Regions from separate parts of the Homo sapiens genome. Here region 1 is linked to region 2. A link is a loop called in an ENCODE intact Hi-C map of the cell type or tissue named here. Cell type or tissue: IMR-90. All regions are shown on one strand. Each heading gives the region's core, and the rest is flanking DNA. Links, peaks and the distances in the headings are about the cores only.

What was found. A loop is a pair of places that touch in the nucleus more often than their neighbours do. Peaks named below come from ENCODE experiments on the same cell type or tissue, not always from the same donor. Only the 100,000 strongest peaks of a DNase experiment are listed, where the experiment ranks them.
Region 1: it touches region 2 in a loop (3-fold over the local background); 4 of 110 quality-filtered maps call a loop at or near these places.

What each region holds. Positions count from the first base shown.
Region 1 is chr6:27,492,512-27,500,300 of GRCh38, reverse strand. It overlaps TRS-AGA2-3 (tRNA-Ser (anticodon AGA) 2-3), which reads right to left and starts at 4,487; the gene lies at 4,406-4,487. RefSeq lists an enhancer at 3,571-4,071 and a silencer at 4,317-4,516. In IMR-90, for the core only: a CTCF peak has its summit at 4,304; a DNase peak (open chromatin) is centred at 4,410; H3K4me3 peaks cover 1,307 bases; H3K27ac peaks cover 206 bases.
Region 2 is chr6:27,232,934-27,240,722 of GRCh38, reverse strand. TRI-AAT5-3 (tRNA-Ile (anticodon AAT) 5-3) reads left to right here and starts at 3,079; the gene lies at 3,079-3,152. It overlaps TRV-AAC5-1 (tRNA-Val (anticodon AAC) 5-1), which reads right to left and starts at 5,214; the gene lies at 5,142-5,214. RefSeq lists enhancers at 2,013-2,302, 1,966-2,466, 3,303-3,382 and silencers at 5,141-5,190, 5,201-5,250. In IMR-90, for the core only: no CTCF peak of the experiment used is centred there; a DNase peak (open chromatin) is centred at 3,212; H3K4me3 peaks cover 788 bases.

The sequences.
Region 1 (7,789 bases), core at 2,842-5,341, 260 kb before region 2:
TCCTTCCCTCCTTCTCTTTTCTTTTCTTCCTTTCTTTCCTTCCTTCCTTCTCTCTCCTTCCTTCCCTTCCTTCCTTCCTTTCCTTCTTTCTCTTTCTTTCTCTTTCTTTCTTTCTTTCTCTCTCTCTCTCTCTTTCTTTCTTTCTTTCCTGTTTTCCTGTTCTTCTGGTAGAGATGGGGTCTCACCATGCTGCCCAGGCTGGTCTCAAATCCCTGGGCTCAAGCACTCCTCCTGCCTCAGCCCCTCAAAGTGCTGGGATTACAAGCATGAGCCACAGCACCTGACCACTTTTTTCATAATAAGCTTTTTTTCTTTTTTCTATAAAAGCTTTTTTCCTATGAAAAGCTTTAGCTGCATTTTGTTATATTTTGTTACCATTTTTATTTAGTTCAAAATAATTTAAATTTCCCTTGTGATATATTATTTGGTTTTAGATTATTTTGTTTAATTTCTGTTAATTGATTTCTGGTTTAATTCTGTTGTGGTCACAAAATATACTTTCTGTAATTTCAGTCCTTTTAAGCTTACTGTGACTTATTTTTTAGTCCAAAATAAGGTCTGTCTTGGTAAGTATTCTATGAGCGCTTGAAAAGAAAGTTTTCTGTTATTGCTGAGAAAAGCGTTATATAAATGTTAATGAGGTCAAATTTGTGGTAATGTGGTTCAAATCTTCTGTATTCGTACTGAATTTTCAGACTACTTGTTCTATCAATTACTGAGAAAGAAGTGTTAAAATTTCCAACTATTAGCCTGGCTCAGTGGCTCACGCCTGTAATCCCAGCACTTTGGGAGGCCAAGGGGGGTGGATCACCTGAGGTCAGGAATTTGAGACCAGCCTGACCAACATAGTGAAATCCCGTCTCTACTAAAAATACAAAAATTAGCTGGGTGTGGTGGTGGGCACCTGTAATCCCAGCTACTCAGGAGGCTGAGGCAGGAGAATCACTTGAACCCGGGAGGCGGAGGTTGCAGTGAGCCGAGATGGCACCACTGTGCTCCAGCCAGGGTACAGAGCAAGACTGTCTCAAAAAATAAATAAATAAATAAATAAATAATAAAAAATATAATTTCCAACTATATTTGAGTAATTTTTCTATTTCTCCTTGCAGTTTAGTAGGTTTTGCTACACATATTTTGAAGCACTATTTGTAGGTGCATACATGTAGGGTTGTTGTGGCGGCTTCTTGGTGCATTGACCTCTTTATCATTATTAAATGTTCCTCTTAATCTGATTATAGGCAGTAAATAGGGCAATTTCTTTCTCATTTTTTCCCTTTTCCCAGGTATCAAAATTAGTCACTGCCTATTGTCTATCTGAAGAAAATTGTTATATATACTTTGTACAGTTTTCCAGTTGTTTAAGGTGGTAGGGTAAGTCTGGTTTCTATTACTTTACCATGGGGAAGAAACAGGAGTCCTTTTGGCACTGGTCTTAAAATGACCAATTTCACTTTAATCCTGGTGGGATATCATCCTTTCCTTTGAGTTGTGTTTACTGATCCTCTTCCTCCATGATCCTTTTCTTGACTATACACTTTACTGCACCTAATTTTATTCATAATTAACATTGTGAGAGTCAACAATTGCAACAGGTCCATGAAAAATAATTGGTTATTAGTTACATGGATATCTTCTTTTATAAAATGTTTATTCAAGTTTTTGATCATTTAGTTGAGTCATTGATATGTAGCAGTCAAGATTCAATAAAAGAAGCAGAACCACTGGGATGCACTTCAAGCTTCAGCGTTATAAAGACTGTGGGGCAGGTTATCAAGAAAGGAAGAAAGAGGTAAAGTGGGGAATATTAGAACAAGCTGGAACCCACAAGCATGAACTGGATCCCCACAGGATGAACTGAAATCTGTGTCAGCTCTTGTTGCCTCTCCTTGGTGTTGTAGTATTCTACAGAAGACAGGGTCCTTTGCTTGAAGCTAAACACAGACATTTGGCTCAAAAATTACAGAGGTTGAAGGAGAACCCACAGGAAGGTGGGGTAGTTGCAGGCACAAATACTGCCATGTGACAAGATAAGTCAGCAGGTGAGTTAGCATGAGCTACAAAATGACTGCTACTTAGCTTTCTTTCTCAAATCTTCTGCAAGAATATCTCTTGGGGACCATCCTAACCAGAGACACACAGAAAAAGAAATTCTGGGGAATGTAGTTCAGCCTGGCCAAGTTGATACCATAGCAGTGAAGATAATGTTTGGTATCAATTAAAAATAAAATTTAAATTTAAAAAATGTGTTAATATTTACATACATAATTAATAACACTTAATTGTAGGTTTGCAATAAGTCATGATATACATGTTGTATAAGTCCTCCAACTTTGCTATCTTCTTTAATCTTTTCTTGTTTTTTTTCTATTTTTTCTTTTCTTTGAATCTGTAAACTAGAGATTTTCTTTTTTTCTAAACTTGCTTTACCTTTAAAATATATTTTTGAAACTGCTAGTTAAACTTTAAAAAATACAGGCTCAGAACTTGACTAGGATTCATTGAACTTATTGATTAATTTGGAAATAGTTTTCATCTTGATGAAATTGAGTCTAACAAGACATACTTGTTATTTTTCCTCCACTTCCTCCATTTAATTTCCACCAGCAACGTTTTATAGTTTTAAGTGTAGATTTCTTGCATATCTTGCTAGATTTATTTTTATTTTATTGTATTATTATTATTTTTTGAGACAGAGTCTCGCCCTGTCGCCCAGGCTGGAGTGCAATGGCATGATCTCCGCTCACTGCAACCTCCACCTCCTGGGTTGAAGTGATTCTCCTGCCTCAGCCTCCCGAGTAGCTGGGACTACAGGTGCATGCCATCACACCCGGTTAATTTTTGTATTTTTAGTAGAGACGGGATTTCATTCACCATGTTGGTCAGACTGGTCTTGAACTCCTGACCTCGTGATCCGACCCCTCGGCCTCCCAAAGTGCTGGGATTACAGATGTGAGCCACTATGCCTGGCCGTTAGATTTATTGTCAAACTTTAAATTTTTTGCTGCTATTGGGAATGGAATATTTTAATTTTAATTTCCACTTATGCATATACACATTTTGGATATGGTCAGTAAAGAAAAGAAGAAACAGACAAATGATGTTCAATTATAGCTGAAAGTGAGCATCTATGTATTATTTCAAATGTGAGGTAGAGTGACTGAAGAAATAATTGTGCATAACTCTGCTGCACAATAATATCAATATCAATATTTTACATTTTAAACACTAACATTTAAATAACATAATGGTAATAATTAAAAATTAAATTAAAATGTTGATTAACATTTCAGATTTATTTTATATGCAAGAAGGGTATTCCTTGATTACAGACTTCAACGGTGGCTTCACAGAAAAGCTGATTTAACATTCAGAATTCAACGCACTTCTTCAATTTCTTCTTCCTTTAACTTATACTTTTCAAAATAACCAAATATAATGCAAAATAAGTAAGCTGCATAAATCACGTAATGAGTAATACAAAAGGTAAGTTGACAGTGGAGAAACTTAATAGACATCATCTTAATTCATCACAGTTAACATACGAGTATCAGTACGAATTAACATCATGTGCCACTGGATTTGAAGAATGGTAAAGGACCTTGCTTCACTTCTGTGGTATTGCTGCCAAAATAATCTGAATATAACTCGGAGGAAATAGCAGACAAATTCAAATTGAGGGATTGAGGGGGCTGACCTACCTTTTTTTTTTTTTTTTTTTTTTTTTTTTTTTTTTTTTTGAGACAGAGTCTCGCTATGTTGCCCAGGCTGGAGTGCAGTGGTGCAATCTTGGCTCACTGTAACCTCCACCTCCCGGGTTCAAGCGATTCTCCTGCCTCAGCCTCCCGAGTAGCTGGGATTACAGGCGCGCGCCACCACGCCTGGCTAAGTTTTGTATTTTTAGTGGAGACGGGTTTCGCCATGTTGGCCAGGCTGGTCTTGAACTGGCCTCAAGCGATCCGCCCACCTCGACATCCCAAAGTGCTGGGATTAGAGGCGTAAGCCACCGCGCCCAGCCCTACTTCTCCAAGTGAGACATATTTGTGAACACAAAGATGAGAGACACCTTATGAATATAAACATTCGTTTTCTTCCCGGGCGCAATTCCGTGAGGGAAATTCGAGGCAGGGGGTTCGAAGACAGGAAATGAGGCAGCATCGCCAAAACCTGCGTTTTGCTCATAGAGAATATTGCTTATTTTTAGGCAAATAAGAAGTAATGTTGGGATCACTGGCACGCTGGGAACCCAGTGGCAGTAGAGGTTTGAATGAGCGAGGCATCTGGACAAGTCAAGTCAAGAAGTTTGCACCCTTGTGGTAAGAAATGGGTGGTAAGGATTTCCTTGTTAGGTAATTTCACACTGCCAAACAGATGGGTTAAGTTAGCTCACTGGGAGCAAAAACCACCCCGTAGTCGGCAGGATTCGAACCTGCGCGGGGAGACCCCAATGGATTTCTAGTCCATCGCCTTAACCACTCGGCCACGACTACAGCTGTGGAACTTCACCCTTTGATAGATTGGTGAAATGACGTGTCAGGTGACGTGTGCAAACTTCTGTCTTTGGTGAGTTTTTTTGGAAATGCTAAGGTGAAATGAGAATTCTAGGAAAGGAAGTCAGGCTATCCTTGGTAATTGAGCGCCCTGCAATTAGAGAGAGTCCTCATCGCACAAGCATTAACGTTTCCAGCAAATATCCAGTCAGTCGAATAACATCCAGCGAGCGCCTGCCTGCCCCGGGACCGGCCAGGCTTCTGTACTCGCCATAGCTGGCACCAAACCCAGCCGGTACCGACGGGGAGTCATGGCCAACTCTCCTCTGATCCGGGGTGTTCGGACTTCCAGGAGCCCAAAGCTCCTCGGTGAACGACGGTGTTCGTAGGGGATTCCAGGCACGGAATCGCTTCCGCTGATTTGTGTCTTAGGTGGAGGGAGCGAAAAATTATGTGGAAAAGTCTCCTCTGTGTCCCTTCGTTGTGACATTAAGTCTTTTAGGCTCAGAATCTGGTTTGAGTTTTGGCCGACACAAGGGCTTCCCGCGTTGCTCTAAATTTAGTCAACTTAGCAAGTTTTCTTTTTCTCCCTCTTACATTTTGACCTTAATATCTCAATAACAGTGTTTTCCTAAGACCTGAGAGTGATTTTGTCTACCCTGCTTAGAGAATCTTAATCTAATTTTCTAAAGAAGAAAGAGAGGTAGAGGAAGAGGAGAAAAGGGAGAGTGGGCAGAGGAGGAGAAGAGAACGATGACAGAGGGGTCTATTGTGACATCTGAACGGAGGAGAGGAGAGGGGTGAAGAGAAGAGTGAAGGCAGGGTAAGGGGGAGTGAAGAAATATTGCTTTGCTATGGAAATATTAATAAAACCAACTATAAGAAATCCCATGGTTTAACGAAAGGGAGTCTGCTCTGAGGGGAGTATTAAGCTGAGTTTGGAGTAAGAGAACCAGATTCCGTATTTAACTGAGGAGTCTGTTATTTAAACTTTCTTGTTAAAATGAGTATCAGTCACATAAACCTCCTTTAAAAATCGTGTCAAGTTATGAAATGACTAAATACAAATTTAAAGGAAAATATAAGTTGTGATAGAAGGTGTTTCCATAGTCATATCATATGCCTTTTATTTGGTCTACACATTTTAACAAGCATATAACATTTTAATTAGATTCCTTCAGAACTCTAGTTTGAAGGGAGTTAAATACTGAAGAAATAACAGACTTTTCATGCTTAAAAAAATCATTAAAAAAGGAAACTTGCTTTGATTAATATTAATATGAACTGAATTTATTGAATCAATTCTTGTTTTGCTTAGAATAAAATGAACAGAGACTTGTGATAGCTTCAATCGTTTTTTTTTTTTTTCTCCTCATTCATATGTGTGGACCAAAGCATGGCAGAATAGATTCAGGTAAAACAAATGAATCAGGGTTCACTTGTAGGAAACAAAACTATTCTAGACATTTTAGTCCCAAACTGAAAACAGTCCAAAGTCCATCAACAATAGAAAAGATAGTTGTTTTTCATACAAAGGAACAGTAGAGCAATAAGAACAAAGAATTTTCAATTACACACAAATTGGAAGAATCTCACAAACATAATATTGAAGTGATGCCATACACAAAGGCATACATGCTTTTGTTTATATGTACTGTAGCTCAAAACAAACTAAACAAATCTGTGGTGTTAGAAATCAGGAAGGTGATTGTTGAAGGTAATTACACTGAGAAAGGCCATGAAGAGACTTGTTGGAGATCGTGGGGATGGTTCTATTTCTCAGTCTGAGTTCTGGGTTCATAGGTGTGTTCACTTTGTGAAATTTCTTGAGCTGTATAATTATGATACAGATACCTTTCTGTATCAATATTGTGTTATATGTCAATTAAAAATGTACTTAGGCAAGGTGTGGTGGCTCACATATGTAAATGCAGCACTTTGGGAGGCCGAGGTGGGAGGATCACTTGAGGCCAGGCATCCAAGACCAACCTGGGCAACAGCCTGGGCAACGAAGCAAGACCCTTATCTCTACCAAAAAAAAAAAATTAATTAATTAAATTAATTGATTTATTTATTTTATTTTTGAGATGGGGTCTCACTCTGTTGCCCAGGCTGGAGTGCAGTGGCACAATCTCCGCCTCCTAGGTTCAAAGGATTCTTCTGCCTCAGCCCTATGAGTAACTGGGATTACAGGCACACGCCACCACGCCCAGCTAATTTTTGTATTTTTAGTAGAGATGAGGTTTCGCCATGTTGGCCAGGCTGGCCTTGAATTCCTGACCTCAGGTGATCCACCTGCCTCAGCCTCCCAAAGTGCTGAGATTATATGCATGAGCCACTGTGCCCGGCCAAACTAAATAATAAAAAAACTGTACCTAAGAATCAAAACCTCTCAAACTATTTTAAATAAAACGGGATTAATAAAGAATATAGAGGCTTACAAAATTTTTAGAAGAGAGGGATGGAGGAAGGTATCAGTTCTAATTTGATTCTGCAGGAATTGTTCCCAAAATAACCTCGAAGAAATAGTCTCCATCGAGGCTGTTGTTGTTCCCACAATCAAGAAAGTAGGAACTCAAGATGCTTTCACTAGAATTGTTCATTTCAGGTAAGTCTGTCAGTGATTTGTGCCCAGGTCTTAATTTATAAAGATGATGGAGTGAAGACAGAGAGGTCAATGCCATTGAAAGAAAATTATAATGTTATTCACAGTTTCCCTAGAAACGAGAAGTGCAGCACACCATGCAGGGCCACACTGGGAAGTACCAGTGTCACCCAGGAGGCAGAAAGGAGTGAAAAGGAAGGCATAAATTAAAGTCTTTGTTGGGGTTTCCATGGGAAAGGCAGGGCAGATCAGGGTAAACAGTTTAGAATTGGCTAGTTTGAATAATTCTGGCAGGCTTTGGATATAGAGGCTGTCCCTGGTTGTCTGATATTTGGCCCTTAGTTGACTTACCCCAGGGGAAATATTGGCTTAGTGTGTGAGTTAGATAAAGGAGGTCATTCAAAGTATGGGCTCTGGATAGCAGGAGAAGTAAATAACTTTGGCTATAGTTTGGCCCCTCTGATCAACGATGCCAAATGGATCAATGGATGCCAAATAGACAAATACAGGCTCAAAGAAAACACAGAGCAGTCAGAAAGCAATTTACATTTCTAAACAAGTTGCCAAATTCTGTTGCTGCTGGTCTGGGAACCATACTTTGAGAATCACATTTTGCAGAGCACAGCATGCCTCCCAGATGTGAATGAGCAAACTGATGCTCCTTATGTTGTGTTCCTCTGCAGAAAACCTCGAGTCC
Region 2 (7,789 bases), core at 2,198-4,697:
TTGAACCCGAGAGGCGGAAGATGCAGTGAGCCGAGATGGCACCACTGCGCTATCATCAACCACCATATAGATTTTTTTCTAAAATTGATCTGTCTGAGAACACTCCTGATATCAAGGTGTGCATTTTCTCAATGGCCTTTCTTATATTCAAAAACAAAACAAACAACAACAAAAACAAACAAACAAAAAAAACCCCGTGTTTCTCTCACTCTTCTCAGTATGACCAAGGTTCTTTAGCTCAAAGTGCAAAACACTCTGGGCTTCAACACAGGGACGATTGGAAAGACCTGGGTGGGAAGAGTCTTTCCCGGGTAATTGAATTGTTCTAATTGCTAATTAACTATCCTTTAGCAAGTCAGGAAGTTTCCAATTATTTGGTTTAAACAAATTAAGGGAGAATCTAGTCAAGTTCTCAACTAGCATAGAGTGTAAAATGTAATTATTTATTGTGGGTTACTATGTGATTTTTGGCAAATAACTTACTGTTAAATAATTCTGAGACATTTGTGTAACAAAATCTGATCTATTTTCATTTATTTGTATACTAAAATGCATTTTCTCAGTAGTTATAAATTGGGCATAAAACTAATATTGAAATGACTTATCATGGCAATGTGTACATTTATTTATCAACAATTACACGAACTAATTATAAAAGCCCAATTGTGTAATTTCGATAAATATCCAATTACTTTCACCTTTATACTCACTGATTAGTTTCCAAATTCATAATATTTTTATTGTTATGCTTGATTGTATATAAGTAATAATTTTAATGATAATTCAATGCAGAGGAACTCATAAAAATGAAAGCCGGCCAGGCGCAGTGGCTCACGCCTGTAATCCCAGCACTTTGGGAGGCTGAGGCGGGTGGATCACGAGGTCAGGAGTTCGAGACCAACCTGACCAACATGGTGAAACCCTGTCTCTATTAAAAATACAAAAATTAGTCGGGCATGGTGGCGCGCACCTTTAATCCCAACTACTCAGGAGGCTGAGGCAGGAGAATCGCTTGAACCCGGGAGGCAGAGGTTGCAGTGGGCTGAGATCGCGTCATTGGACTCCAGCCTGGACGACAGAGCGAGACTCTGTCTAAAAAAAAAAAAAAAAAAAAGCCTGCGCCATCCCCCAAATTGATTGTAATGTACATATATATTTTTGTTGTTGTTGCAGGTAAGTAGGCTATGGAAAACTTAAAATAATTTTAAGCATAAAACTATTACATTATTCAAAATTTATGATCTTCAACGTATTCAAGAATGATGCAACACTTTAATTTTTAAAAATGTCAATAATTATAATACAAAGAAAAACATCTGCTTAATCTTAAGATACATATTAATTTGTCAAAAATGTGTATGGGGGGACATAGTTTTAAAAAATTGGGGAGGACGGTGGGTAACAATATTTTGAAGCCTAAGGGCCCAACTTGGCTAACGACTAAGCTCTGTTAAATCTTCAGTTTTTATCTTGTGTCTATTGGAAACAGCCTCCAAATCCAAAGAGGGCCACTCAGACCAGATATTACAACACGGCCTCCCTCGAATTCTTGGGTTTTCCTAGATATTCAGCAGGGTCATGGAGGCTAGCGTTATCGTCTTTGTCCTCAAAATAGAAATCCGAGAAACCTCCAAGTGGCCCGAAAATTTAGAGCACTCGCTCGTGGATACCATTGTCACTCCAGAAATGGTCTGAATTCCTCTTTCCTCTCGAAATTTATTTGCTGGGCACCAAACTAGAGCCGGACACCAAACTAGAGCTGAGCCAGACTTAATTCCTGGGAAATCGTCCAGGAAAAAGAGCTGCCTGTTCGGGATCGTTGCTAGGGCTCTAGGACGCAGACTTGTCTATTTCAACACATGCATACCTGAACCAGCTCAACCCTGTTTGCATCGCCAGTGTGTTCCCTGTCTGAAAAGAACTGGGTGCTGACCTTGTTGAACTTGAGCACCCTTAGGCTGCCCGAGGCGCAGCGAATGTGTACCAGGAACCGTAGCCGCGCCCGGACAGGAAGAGGCGCCGAAGCCCGGCTGAGTGGAAGTCCTTAGTCTTCCAACAGCCATAGCGGCGGGAACTGGGAGAGAAAAGGTATGCACAAAGTCCTTTGTTGGAGAACGGAGACCTCCGAGCTGTTATTAAAGGACAGCTTTCTCCACCATCTTCCCATTCCACCACCAATGAGGAGGTAAATTGATTTCTGTTGAAAATATTGTTTTTTGGGGGGAAGACGTTGAGACTCCTGATGACATTTGCCTGCCGCCTAGAGGATCCTCGTGCTCCACTTCGAAGAATTGAAGTCTTGATAATCAGCAGAAATGACCTCTGCACACCTTTTCCCCATTCATTGAACTATTGAGCAGCTTACCATGCTGTGCGGGCACCCGAGGTACCAGGAGAATGAAGAGCAAGACAGCACAAAGAGTAACACAAGCAGTTAATTATAATAACGCGTAGTGGAGCAACAGACATACCACCGGGCGTTTTGAGGGGGCCAGAGAGAAGGAGTAACTCTCCAGTCCTTATGAACCCGCGAGGCATAGCTGCCGGAGATTTTCTTCCTTCCATTATGGAGCGGATTCCTCATGCCGCGATCCAAATCCACCAGCCATTCCGCGTGGTGAGTCAATTTCATAAGCAAACCATTTGGATGGAAAACTCAGAACGACCAGCTTCTGCTCCCAGATCGTCCCCCGGGTCTCTGGACCCCTCCCAAGGTCAAAAGGAAGGAAGCCCCTCTCGTGAATGGTTCTCTGTAGTATTTTCTCCGGGCGGAATAGGTGAGTTTGAGAAAATCTCATTTCCCACGGGAGAGGCGAAGTTCCTTTCTGCTGGAGGTAGAGTTTTTGGCCTTGTCCTTGTTTTTGTTTTTGTTTTCCTTCTTCCCTGCGGGAGTGCAGGAAGGGAAAATGCAAAACACCAACAGAAGTTTGAAGAAACAATATTACGTAGTCGCAATTAAAATTATTTTAAAAGACATCCCTTTGAGGAGAGGAAAAGAATTTCCTTTAGTGTTAAAGAAACACAAAAACAACAAACATTTTGCTTTTTTAAAATTGAAAGAACAACTGTTTTCCGGGTGGCCGGTTAGCTCAGTTGGTTAGAGCGTGGTGCTAATAACGCCAAGGTCGCGGGTTCGATCCCCGTACGGGCCACGAGGGTTCTCACCTTCTCTCTCCGATTTTGCCGCAGTCACTTCACATCCAGCTATACATCGGAAATAACAGCTTCTTCAATTTAAAGTCGGAATTAAATGATGCCATTTCTTCTTCAGCAGTCACACCTACCCATTTCAGTCTTGCACTCCTCTAAAGGAGCTTGGGAAAGAAAAAAGAAAATCTTATGGAACAAGTGACATGACGCCCTAAGACAGAAATTTTAGTGAAGAAAATGAGGGTGTTAGAGAGGGGGGTAGCACTGGGGTTGGATGTGTGTCTGATGCCCGCTGTCCATCCGAACTCCATGTTTTTTTGGTCCCTTTCTCAGGATCCAGCCTATGGAGTCTGCTTGTGCCTGTCACGTGCTTCCTCTACCTGATGGTCTGCTCACCCCTGGAGCTATCTTTGGACACTGTTGAAATTGATATTTTTTATTAAGATAATCACAATGGGAAACAATGCATACATATTTTGCTTTCCTTTTTTTCATATTAAATTCTCAGTCTGTTCTCATCAGAATTTTCGTCTTTGAGGACATAATTTTTTTCTTTTTTCTTCCAGATCACCAGGTCTCAGAATGGCTCTGAAGACAGAGTAGGCATTCGGTAAATATTTGTGGAGTGACTGTTGAAGACTCGCCATTAGAGTGTGTTTTCAAACATTGGGATTTTGTTTGCCCAGTCTGACTGATAAACATATATAAAGGAGCAAAAGCCTGCCAAGGTCTACATTTACAGCAAAACAAAGTGGTTGTAAAGATTATATCATTTTATAGAATACACAGAATTACAGATGTGAAAAATAAATGGTAAAAATAATCCCAGCAAGAAACGAAACTTAGACATTTCAGATCTGACAAAGGGTCATTTTCAAAGGATGACGAAACCACCGCTCAATACTTTAAAAAGACAAAATCAAAGCTCATTCGAGGGAGAGCTATATTGTAAAACACAGTCCCTGAAAACAGAACAGATGGCTGATCTTTTTTTCATTAGGTTGATATAATCTATGGGAGCATGGTTACTTGTCAGAGACTGCCATTGTTTGGTCGGCACTCATAGGTATGTTTATTGGAGTGAGTCCATCCCTGATCAGCTCACTTTCCGAAGCCAGGAGCAGACACTGATTGGTTTTCAAAAGTGTGTTCACAGAAGCGATTGTTACTGACAGATTGAACTGATTGAAAACCAGTTCTGGGCCGGACGCGGTGGCTCACGCCTGTAATCCCAGCACTTTGGAAGGCCGAGGTGGGCGGATCACCTGAGGTAGGGAGTTCAAGACCAGCCTGACCAACATGGAGAAACCTCGCCTCTACTAAAAATACAAAATAGCCGGGCGTGGTGGCGCATGCCTGTAATCCCAGCTACTAGGGAGGCTGAGGCAGGAGAATCGCTTGAACCCGGGAGGTGGAGGTTGTAGTGAGCCGAGATCGTGCCATTGCTCTCCAGCCTGGGCAACAAGAGCGAAACTCCGTCTCAAAAAAAAATTATATATATATAATGTTTATATATATATAACTAATGTTTATATATATGTTTATATATATATAAAACATATATATAGTGTGTGTGTATACACACACACACACACACACACACATATATATATATAAACAGATTCAGAATTTCACAAAACAACTATGGGCCGGGCGCGCTGGCTCAGGCCTGTAATCCCGGCACTGTGGGAGGCCGAGGCGGGTGGATCACGAGGTCAGGAGCTCGAGACTATCCTGGCCAACATGGTGAAACTCCCGTCTCTACTAAAAATACAAAAATTAGCTGGGCGTGGTGGTGCGTACCTCTAATCCCAGCTACTAGGGAGGTTGAAGCAGAAGAATCGCTTGAACCAGGGAGTGGGAGGTTGCAGTGAGCCGGGATCGCGCCACTGCACTCCAGCCTGGAGACAGAGTGAGACTCCTTCTCAAGAGAAGAAAAAAAAAAAAAAAAAAAAAAAAAAAAAAACAACCAAAAAAACGAAACTACGCTCTGTTTCTGCCCGGTTTCGAACCGGGGACCTTTCGCGTGTTAGGCAAACGTGATAACCACTACACTACGGAAACTCGCTTAGTGAGAGTGTTTTTCAGTTTTGAATTAGTTAAAATGAACTTTAAATTTATCCGTTCCGTCAGGGTATATCTTTGGCAGAGGGGTAATATTTTCCCCTACACTTTCTAATTCTTAGAATACATAGTTTAAAACCCGACAACTCGAAATCAAGCAAATGCTTCTCCTGAAGCTTCAATTCCTTCAGAAGCACAGGGCGGGGAAATATCAGGCAGTCTCTCGGGAAATTTTATTTCAGTTCATTTTTTTTTTTTGGTATGTTCTCTGCTCTCTGCTCTCATAAGACGCTCTAATGTTCATTTCTCGATGACTGAAAATTAAGCAGGATATTGGTGACCTCGAGTATTTTTTTCTTCATGCTAGCAGCCTGTCAGTGAGATTCATTCAAAGTCCCGCTTACTCCTAAATGAGACTCTTTCTTGAGGTTTGAAACAAAAGGCAGACGCAGTGTTCATGCAAAGGCGTATAACAAGAAATAAATAGCTTGGGTGTGTAAGGGGAAGTTTAAAATCAAGACAGAACAACCGTATTCATTAGGATCAGTTACCAATGAGCAAATATCTATATATCATACATGGTAATTGGTAATAAATACATATGTATATTTACACATATGTATATATATGTATATATGCTTCTCACACTATGTATTTTTTGCTGTTTTATATACATATATATATATGAACATGAGGATAAGCTTCCTCATCCATAATTATCTCATCCTTAGCATAGTGAAAAGCATCTAGTAGGCTAGATTTTATAAATCCTAAAGAAGCGATAGAGTTCTGCTAACTATGGTAAAAATTTTCGTCAAAAGATAGCATATTTGATCATCAACAGCTATTTGATAGGAATTAAAACATAAATTCCATGAGGAAAAGGATATTTTGTCTGTCGTGTCCACTGCTTTATTCCCAGCTACTTAATAGTCTCTGGCTTAGGACTTTTAGTAGAGAATTAATTAACATTTCTTTAGTGAATGAATGAATGAGAACAAGTAACAATCAAGAGTTCAGTTTTGGATATCTAAACTTACCTTTTTTCAGTGTATTGTAATTGATGGGTCTTTCAAACTTGTGCCAATTGAGATGCATATAAAATTGTTTAGCACTTGAAATACTCTCCTTACTTTATCTTGTAGTGAGACTATCCTTGGATTTTACTGTAGCCATTTTTTTTCTAGCATTTGTACCTGTCCTCAGCTATGACATTTTGTGTTAGTGTAGTGATTATCACTGTGTGTTATATGCAGAAGGTCATGGTTTTGCTCTGCAGGAGATCCAAAATAAACCAAGGACTGATCCCTTTATCCTGCTTTTTAAATTTCATAATAGAGAGACCAATGAATTATTTTACAATTGTTATCATCTGGTTGCCTGCTCCAGCAGACTACAGGGTTCTGGGGTCTGGCTAACATTTCCTCATTTTTTTCTGGCTTCCATAAAGGGCCCTCCACAAAGCCCAAGTGCTTACAATTGCCAAACATTCAGAATACCAAATTAACAGCTGATTTCTGAGACTAGCATGGAAGCTGTGAAAAATGTGGAAAGCTGCCAGCTTCAGCCAACAAAGAGTAGGCCAGGGATTCAGATGGCCTGAGAAGGTCTTGAGTCCAGAACCCCAGGAATAGAAAATGCCCAGGATATAAAGGCATTTGCGTCTTTCTAGGGCAGCTCATGTGGATCTGGCTTTTAGCTCTATATTTTGAAAAGTTGGAGCGGTAAGGAAGGCGGAATAGTAGTAACTGAGCCAGCATTTGTCAGAACTTAGGGAAAGTGGTCAGAAAAATAGCAAGCAGCTTGCAAATGAGGTTCTGTCCTGGATGTGATATTTGTTCTTTCAGCTTAACCTCAATAGACTGAAGTGGTGAAATGAGAGACAAGAAAATTTGACGTAAAATTTTATTTTCTAGACTCTTTGGTATTTGATCCCAATAAAATGATGGTTCCCTATCACCACAAGTGGATATCACCACACACTATTTTACCAATCCTTAGGATTCCATGGTGAGAAAAAATCATAGTAAGTCACAGATAGACCTAATTATAATGATGGCAAATTAAGCACAGCTTTTGCTTTCTCTTTATTCCAAACTACACTTATACAAAGCATTAAGGGTGTTTAAAGACATAAATACACAGGGACAAAAAGATGAGAAAATGATGAGCAGTAGCAAGTAGCAAGATTTTGAATGCCAGAGAGCAGAATGATTAGTGCTAACAGAAGGGAAAATCTTATTGTGTTAAGTATCTTTTTTTTTTTTTTTTTTTTTTTTTTTTTTGAGACGGAGTCTCGCTCTGTCGCCCAGGCTGGACTGCGGACTGCAGTGGCGCAATCTCGGCTCACTGCAAGCTCCGCTTCCCGGGTTCAACGCCATTCTCCTGCCTCAGCCTCCCCAGTAGCTGGGACTACAGGCGCCCGCCACCGCGCCCGGCTAATTTTTTGTATTTTTAGTAGAGACGGGGTTTCACCTTGTTAGCCAGGCTGGTCTCGATCTCCTGACCTCATGATCCACCCGCCTCGGCCTCCCAAAGTGCTGGGATTACAGGCGTGAGCCACCGCGCCCGGCCA